2 separate regions of the Homo sapiens genome follow, and region 1 is linked to region 2. Evidence: read pairs that join two places in POLR2A ChIA-PET (ENCODE). Cell type or tissue: PC-9. All regions are shown on one strand. Links, peaks and the distances in the headings refer to the core of each region. The heading gives the core; the rest is flanking DNA.

Evidence for each region. ChIA-PET counts read pairs that join two places held together with the same protein. Peaks named below come from ENCODE experiments on the same cell type or tissue, not always from the same donor. Only the 100,000 strongest peaks of a DNase experiment are listed, where the experiment ranks them.
Region 1: POLR2A ChIA-PET joins it to region 2 with 5 read pairs; 4 of 35 experiments call an interaction of 5 or more read pairs at or near these places.

The regions. Positions count from the first base shown.
Region 1 is chr19:47,658,753-47,663,137 of GRCh38, reverse strand. The region is part of intron 1 of BICRA (BRD4 interacting chromatin remodeling complex associated protein); the gene reads right to left. Among named protein-coding and RNA genes, the nearest start is that of BICRA, 52 kb to the right of the region's middle. RefSeq lists enhancers at 1,285-1,784, 1,785-2,286. In PC-9, for the core only: no CTCF peak of the experiment used is centred there; a DNase peak (open chromatin) is centred at 2,527; H3K4me3 peaks cover 366 bases; H3K27ac peaks cover 3,737 bases.
Region 2 is chr19:47,547,323-47,551,707 of GRCh38, reverse strand. ZNF541 (zinc finger protein 541) reads left to right here. Exons shown (of 17, transcript NM_001277075.3): 4 at 2,223-2,463. Among named protein-coding and RNA genes, the nearest start is that of ZNF541, 24 kb to the left of the region's middle. In PC-9, for the core only: no CTCF peak of the experiment used is centred there; a DNase peak (open chromatin) is centred at 2,067.

The DNA of each region.
Region 1 (4,385 bases), core at 140-4,139, 110 kb before region 2:
GGATTTCAGGCGTGAGCCATCGCGCCGGCCTGACTGTACTCTTCATAACTCTTCATGGGCTGCCCGCCTCCAAACTTGTTAATCCTTATGGTTTAAGCCACTATGTGGTTTCCCATTATTTGCAGACAAATACAACCTGACGCAAAAAGAGCTCCCATTTCTGGATTTTCTTTGCAACCCATGGCAAGGCCTCTCACATGGGTCAAGGGCTGTTCTTTGTGGGTCACTGATTAAGAAGAGAGGTCAAACAAAATGTGAGAGGGCTGGTGGAAAGGGGATCTGAAACAAAGGCCACTGTGGTTGATTGCAAAGTGGCCAGAAATTCTCCTCCCTCGTCCCACACTCTTTGCAGCTCCTCCTATTAAGAAGTGGGGTCTATGACTTCAGCCCTTGACCCTGGGCTGGCTTCTTGACTTGCTTTGGCCAACAGAATGTGGTGAAAGTGATGGTGTGTGATTCTTTTTTTGAGATGGAGTCTTGCTCTTGTTGCCCAGGCTGGAGTGCAGTGGCATGATCTCGGCTCACTGCAACCTCCACCTCCCGGGTTCAAGCGATTCTCCTGCCTCAGCCTCCTGAGTAGCTGGGATTACAGGTGCGTGCCACCACACCCGGCTAATTTTTGTATTTTTAGTAGAGACGGGGTTTCACCATGTTGGTCAGGCTGGTCTTGAACTGACCTCGTGATCTGCCCGCCTCGGCCTCCCAAAGTGCTGGGATTACAGGCATGAGCCAAGGAGCCTGGCCGATGGTGTGTGATTCTGAGCCTGGCACACTTCCAGTCTTTGCCCAGCTGCCAGGTGAAGAAGCCCAGGCTGGCCTGCAAGAGGATGAGAGCCACGTGCCCATCACCCCATCACCCCAGCTAACAGCCAGCCAAGCCCTAGACGCAGTCACCAGCTGTCCAACAGCTGACTACAGACACCCAGCCCAGGCCAGAAGCACCTAGCTACGCCCAGTCCAAATTCTAACCGTTGGGATCATGGTTTTCTTTTTTCTGTTTATTATTATTTTGATTTTCTGAGACAGGGTCTCGCTCTGTTGGCCAGGATGGACTGCAGTGGTGTAATCACAGCTCACTGCAGCCTTGACTTCCTGGGCTCCAGGGATCCTCCCACCTTAGTTTCCTGAAGAGCTGGGACTATAGGCGCACGCCACCACACCTGGTTAATTCTTTGCAGAGACGGGGTCCCACTATGTTGCCCAGGCAGGTCTCAAATGCCTGGGCTCAAGCGATCCTCCCATCTTGACCTCCCAAAGTGCTGGGATTACAGACATGAGCCACTGTGCCCAGCCAGGGCTGTGTGTTATGTAGTGACAGCTCACTGATACAGCTCTCTCTGGGGACTTAGGAACCAAGTTTGACCCCACATCTGACTCATCCAAGTTTTATCCATCCCACCTCCCATATCTCTCCAGTCAGTGCCCTCCTGTCCATGACCACTATTCTGGCCCAAATGTAGTAAATGTATTTTCTCATCACCAAGCCTGGGTTCACATTTGGCTTATTGACATCTGGCTGCTCCTGCCATTAAAATACTCAAAAGCTGACCTACCGATTGGTAAATAAATGCTGCCCAAGCAGCCTCAGCTCCTCCTATATGCCTGCCCCACACTGGACACCGAGATGCCATGTGTAAACGACCATAGAAAGCCCTCCTCCCCGGCCCGGCTCCCTCTGGCCTCTGCTCCTCCCCGCGAACCCCCTTCCTCGCTGGCCACCGACTGGACCTGCCCCAACTACGAGTCCAACCTCTGCCTGGGCCACGTGGCTATGAGCCCTGGTGTTTGGGAGTCTGGGCATTTGATGGGTCAGATTCTGTCCCATGAGCCCTTGGCTACGGCCACCTCTGACTTCATCATCTTCGTCACCCCAGCCAAGGTTGCTGAATGCTTACTAAGTACTTCGTCTTTTTTTTTTTTTTTTGAGACGGAGTCTCGCTCAGTCACCCAGGCTGGTGTGCAGTGGCGTGATTTCAGCTCACTGCAACCTCTGCCTCCCGGGTTCACGCCATTCTCCAGCCTCAGCCTCCTGAGTAGCTGGCACTACAGGCGCCACAACCACGCCCAGCTAATTTTTTGTTTTTGTATTTTTAGTAGAGACGGGGTTTCACTGTGTTAGCCAGGATAGTCTCAATCTCTTGACCTCGTGATCTGCCCGCGTCAGCCTCCCAAAGTGCTGGGATTAGAGGCGTGAGCCACCACGCCCGGCAAAGTGCTTCATCTTATCATTTCATTCTCACAGCAACACTATAAGGCAGATGCCATTATCCTCATGCCCATTACACAAATGAGGAGACTGAGGCCAAAAAGGGTTGGGTACTTGCCCAAGGTCACCCAAGAGCCAGGATTTGAACCCAGCTGAGACTCCTAAGCCCGTGGGAACTACATGATGATGCCAGCCTGGCCATCTCTCCCTCCACCCCCCACAGCAGGGGTGTACTACAACAGGTTCCCCACCTCTGCCACTCACCCGGCCAGGTCCTCTATCCCTTTAGTTGTCCTGAAATGCCTCGAATGAGTCATTCCCGTGAACCTTGGTCAGACAGACAAATGAGGTGATGTGTTCACCTGGTACGTGGACTTAACATGCTATGACGCCTAGAAGTTAAGCTCTTAGGATGTATTTCCAAGGCCTTTGTAGTGAGTTGAATGGTGGCTCCCACCACAAAAAATATGTAAACATCCCAGAACCTGTGGATGTGGCCATCCTTATTTGGAAAAAAGGGTCTTTGTAGACATAATTAGATTAACAATGTTGAGATGAGACTGTCCTGGATTATCTGGGTAGGCTCAAAATCCTATGATAAATGTCCTCTTAACAGCAAAGGAGAAGTCACAGAAGAACAGAAGGCCATGTGAAGAAGGAGGCAAAGCTTAATGTCACGTGGCTACGAGCCAAGGACCACCTAGAGCTCCGGGGGCTGGACCAGGCGAAGAAGGCTCTAGGCTCTTCCCTAGAGCCTCCTGAGGGAGCACAGCTCTGACAACCCCAGTGGCCCTGCTAACACCCTCATTTTGGACTTAGGGCCTCTGGAACTATACGAGAATAGTTTTCTGTTTTAAGATCCTGCATCTGTGGTATTTGTTACAGCGACAATGGGAAACTAATGTACATGTAAGTTTCTAAGACAGAGACGCATACAATACGTACAGAGTATAGAAGATATATATGTAGCCTGGGCAACACAGTGAGACCCCATCTCTACAAAAAATTTTACAAATTAGCCAGGTATGCTAGTGTGCACCTGTGGTCCCAGCTACTTGGGAAGCTGAGGTGTGAGGATTGCTTGAGCCTGGGAGGCTAAGGCTGTGGTGAGCCAAGATCATGCCACTGCACCACAGCCTGGGTGACAGAGGGAGACCCTGTCTCAAAAAAGAAAAAGAAAGAGAGAAGAGAAGAGAACGTGTGTGTGTGTGTGTGTGTGTGTGTGTGTGTGTGTGTGTGTGTGTGTATGCACCACCATGTACAGCTGCACAGGTTGTTCACTGCACAAAGGAATCCAGACAAAGGGGCAAGTGGGGCATCAAATCCAGTCCAGGTTCTGCTCACACCTATGAGCCCCAGAGAAGGGTGGCATCCACATGGAGAAAGGAGTCCCCTTTCCCAATTCATACAAAGGACACACCACAGAGTCATGCCCTCTCGGACAAAGCACCATTTTCAATTGCATGAAAAAGCCCCGTAAGAGCTGGCTGGGCCCTGGATATGTAGCCGCTTGCATGATGTGTCTATTTTAAAGCTAGAAAAGGAAAACAGGGAAAAAAATGTTGATTCTTCACCCACCTCCACCCCTGTTGGGAAAGACAGAGAAAGAGCAATTTGAAGAGCAATTAAAATCTACACCATCTTTATTTTTAGTGACCTTTAGATCTCTAAAATCATTGAATTAGTTTAACCAAATAAAGTGGGCCCCATAAAGCTTAGATTGCTCATAAAGCGACTGATGTCTGGCTCTTAAAAGCCTATTTTATACAGGTAGTTACAAACTAGAAATGTTTTATGCATCTTCTCTTTTCCCTTTTCACCATTCGACGCTGTTCTAAATACAGCTATAAAGCTGCAGTCTTGCCAAGAAAACCAGGTATCTCAAAAGGGTTTGGATTTTTCTCAATGCTGGCTTATGAGAAACAGGAAAAACCCTGGGAGAGGGTAAAGTACAGGCATTCGGGGTGGGTGGCGGAAATACAAAAGAAATGATTATGTTCACCGGACACAGGGACTCACACGTCATCAGGCAACGAAGCAGGCTTCGAATTCAGGGGAAAAAAATGCAGCTAAGGGAAGCAAAGGGGAAAACAAACGTTCCCCAAGACGTGCGCACGGGTTTGTAGACCACTGGTTCCTAATACAGATTTGAGAATCTGGGAATCGGCAGGTCCCGGTG
Region 2 (4,385 bases), core at 155-4,154:
AACAATTTAAAAATCAGCTGGGGTGGTGGTGGCCCGTGCTACTCAATAGGCTGAGGTGGGAGGATCACTTGAGACCAGGACTTAGAGACTGCAATGAGCTGTGATCGCACCACTGTACTGTAGCCTGGGTGACAGAATAAGACCCTGTCTCAAGAAATAAAAATAAAAATTAGCTGGGCATGGTGGTGTGCACGTGTAGTCTCACCTGCTTGGGAGGCTGAGTCAGAAGGACTGCTCACGCCCAGGAGTTCAAGGCTGCGGTGAGCTATGATTGCGTCTGTGAATAACCCCTGCACTCTAGCCTGGACAACATAGTGAGACCCCATCTCTATCAAGAAAATAATAAGAAATAAGAAGTTAAAAAGGCAGGCTGGGCGCGGTGGCTCACACCTGTAATCCCAGCACTTTGGGAGGCTGAGGTGGGTGGATCACCTGAGGCCAGAAGTTCGAGACCAGCCTGGCCAACATGGTGAAACCCCATCTCTACTAAAAATACAAAAGTTAGTTGGACATGGTGGCAGGTACCTGTAGTCCCAGCTACTGCAGAGGCTGAGGCTTGAACCTGGGAGGCAGAGGTTGCAGTGAGCCGAGATTGCGCCACTGCCCTCTAGCCTGGGCAACAGAGTAAGACTCAGTCTCAAAAAAAAAAAAAATTAAAAAAAAAAAGACAGTCTAATCCACCTTTCAGGTCAATCTAAAAAGTAGAAAAATCTTTTATTATTCCTTCATCTAACATACAGTTATTGAGTGCCTGTGAGTGCCAGAATGGGAACTCTCGCATCTGAGAACACAGCAGTGAGCAAGGCCAAACCCTATGTTTCCAGTGGTGTGAGGTCAGCTTCCCTTTAATTTTCATTCACCAAGCCTAGCTCTACAACAAATAACAATTTAAAAATCAGCTGGGAGTGGTGGTGGCCCGTGTAGTCCCAGCTACTCAGTAGGCTGAGGTGGGAGGATCACTTGAGCCCAGGACTTAGAGACTGCAATGAGCTGTGATCGCACCACTGTACTTAGAGCAAGACAGAAGCAGTCTGCTGTCTCCTGTATACACTGGCCCTTCAGATATTTGAAGACGTCTGACCTCTCCAAACTGAATATTCCCAGTTCCTTTAACTATTTCTTGGGTGATGTGATTCATAACTATATATTTTATCATTTTATCCAAGGGATACATAAAATATAAACAATTTACCTATACAAAAAGAGGAAAATAAAACCAGCTAATAATCCTACTAGTCCATCTGATTCTTTCTTTCTTTTCTTTCTTTCTTTTCCTTTCTTTTTCTTTTTCTTTCCTTTCTTTCTTTGCTTCTCTCCTTATCTTTCTCTTTCTCTTTCCTTCTTTCCTTCCTTCCTTCCTTTCTTTCTCTTTCTCTCTCTCTCTTTCTCTCTCTCTTTCCTTCCTTCCTTCCTCCTTCCTTCCTTCCTGTCTTTCTTTCTTTCTTTTTCTTTTTCTTTGACAGAGTCCCACTCTGTCGCCCAGGCTAGAGTGCAGTGGTGCTATCTCAGCTTACTGCAGCTTCCGCCTCCTGGGTTCAAGCAGTTCTCGTGCCTCAGCCTCCCAAATAGCCGGGATTACAGACACACACCACCATGCCCAGCTAATTTTTGTATTTTTGGTAGAGACGGGGTTTCACCATGTTGGCCAGGCTCGTCCTGAACTCCTGACCTCAAATGATCCGCCTGCTTCAGCCTCCCAAAGTGCTGGGATTACAGGTGTGAGCTACCACACCCAACCCAGATATTAGGTTGTTTATAACATTTCACCAGGAAAAGCAGTATGACAGTTTACTCCCTTGCAGCTAGATCTTTGTACAAAGCTACATTTATTTCCTTATGTGAAAACCCCAAAAACAGAATTGGCTGGGTGTGTGCAAGGATTTCTACTTTTCCAAGGTTTTGGATAATATATTTCTAATTGCCGTTCCAAGAGTACCAGGTGATGGTGTGGTCATAAAGCCCAGCCCATTGTGGTCATGCTGCTCTGGAAGGGCTTCAGTCTGCAGTCATCCCTCCACACGTGGCACCAAGTCCGGGTGCCATCCTGCAGGGCTTCTGTTCCCCTCACCTGCTCCTGAACCTTGTTTACTTTGTGTGGAGCAAGAGTTCTCGCGCAACACTTACAAGGCCACCATGGTTCTAAGAGGTGTAGAGTGCCTTAGTCGTGCTTTTCGCTTGGTTGCCTTGGCTGTGTATAACCTGTGCTTTCTCCCTCTGTTTAGACCTGGGGCTAGGTGTGCTTAAGGCTAAAGAGGCTGACGAAGGAGGAAGGGCCACCTCGGGGAGTGCCAGGAAAGGAAAGCGGCAGCACAGTTCCCCTCAAAACCCACTTCTGGACTGCAGCCTGTGCGGGAAGGTGTTCAGCAGCGCCAGTTCTCTGAGCAAGCACTACCTGACACACAGCCAGGAAAGGAAGCACGTCTGCAAAATCTGCAGCAAGGCCTTTAAGCGCCAGGACCACCTGTATGTGGGAGTCTGGTCAGAAAAACGTCTGTTCAGGGGCTGGGGGTGGGGACATGTTCCTGGGTCTTCTTCCTATTCTCCCAGATCAACCTGCTGTCTCGTCCTCTGTTGGGTTTTCCAGACGTGTATTACCTCTGCTCAGCCGCAGCCACAGCCACTCCATGCTTTTTTTTTTTTTTTGTCTGTCATCCGGGCTGGAGTGTAGTGGCATGATCTCGGCTCACTGCAACCTCCGCCTCCCGGGTTCAAGTGATTCTCCTGCCTCAGCCTCCTGAGTAGCTAGGATTACAAGCGCCCGCCACCACACCCAGCTAATTTTTGTATTATTTTTAGTAGAGACAGGGTTTCACCATGTTGGCCAGGCTGATCTTGAACTCCTGACCTCAAGTGATCCTCCCGCCTTGGCCTCCCAAAGTTCTGGGATTACAGGTGTGAGCCACCGTGCCCAGCCCACTCCGTTCTTCTCACACCATCAGAGCGCAGGGAAGAGAGTGGGCGCTGCTGTCCCAGCCCCTAAATTCACGCCTGTGAGGAAGCCCCTGCTTCTGTTTGCAGATGGGCTGCTTGTGGGTTAAAAACGCCTAACAGCTGGCTTCTGAGTCAATTGTGTCATGGGAGGAGTTGGGCTAACTTTATAGAGCTATGTCCTGAGTCTCTGGTAGGTGTCTGAGGAAAACGGATCTGTGTTCTCTGTGTTTTGGGATAGCACGAGACAGGAAAGATGAGACGCCTGCTTCTAGAACATGGCAATGGAGAATTAACCCTTGTTTTTCTTTTTTTTTCTTTTTTTTTTTTTTTTTTTGAGATGGAGTCTTGCTCTGTCACCCAGGCTGGAGTGCAGTGGCACGATCTCGGCTCACTACAACCTTCACCTCCCAGGTTCAAGCGATTCTCCTGCCTCAGCCTCCAGAGCAGCTGGGACTACAGGCGCATGCCACCCCGCCCAGCTAATTTTTGTATTTTTAGTAGAGATGGGGTTTCACCATATTGGCCAGGCTGGTCTCAAACTCCTGACCTTGTGATCCACCTGCCTCAGCCTCCCAAAGTGCTGGGATTACAAGCGTGAGCCACCGCACCCGGCCCCAGCTTTGTTTTTCTTTTCTATTTTTTTTTTTGTTTTTTTTTCTTTTTTAAAAAACTCATTCTTTTCCTTTTAACTTTTGACTTAAAAAGTGTCAGGAGCAAAATTTCCTTTTTTTTTTTTTTTGGACAGTCTTGCTCTGTCACTCAGGCTGGAGTGCAGAGGTGTGATCTCAGCTCACTGCAAGCCTCTGCCTCCTGGGTTCAAGTGATTTTCCTGCCTCCTCATCTTGAGTAGCTAGGACTACAGGCATGCACTATCATGCCTGGCTAATTTTTGTATTTTTAGTAGAGACAGGATTTCTCAAGTGATCTGCGTGACTCGGCCTCCCCAAAGTGCTGGGATTACAGGTGTGAGCCACCGCTTAATGTCTTGGAAATGATAAGCTTGTCTTGCCTGTGGGGGAAAGAAAGACACATGTTTTTCAAACCAGGAGACCTGCAAGTGGGAGATGAAAGTACTTAGCATTCTTATGGGGCTCCTCCCTTTCACAAGGGGCTTTGACTAATCCATCTTTCATCTTATCCTCTCACCCACACCTACCCCAGGAAAAGGAGCCAATTTGCTCATGTCACAAGTTGGTAATAGCTGGGGGTAGAACTTAGGTCTCCTGATTCCCTCTCTGTTGCTTCCCTCAGACAGAGGCTGAGGGTGAGCCTTTGGGGAAAGACTTTATGATTTAGTCCACATCGACTAGGACTGTCCAGAGCAGGGCTGTTGGGGGCCCAGAGGGTGATGTACTCCTCTGCTTATATTTATAATGTGTTAATGCAGAGGTAGGTGTGATGCAATACATATTTACATGCATTTCTGTTTGCAGAAACTATAGGCACATTTGGCT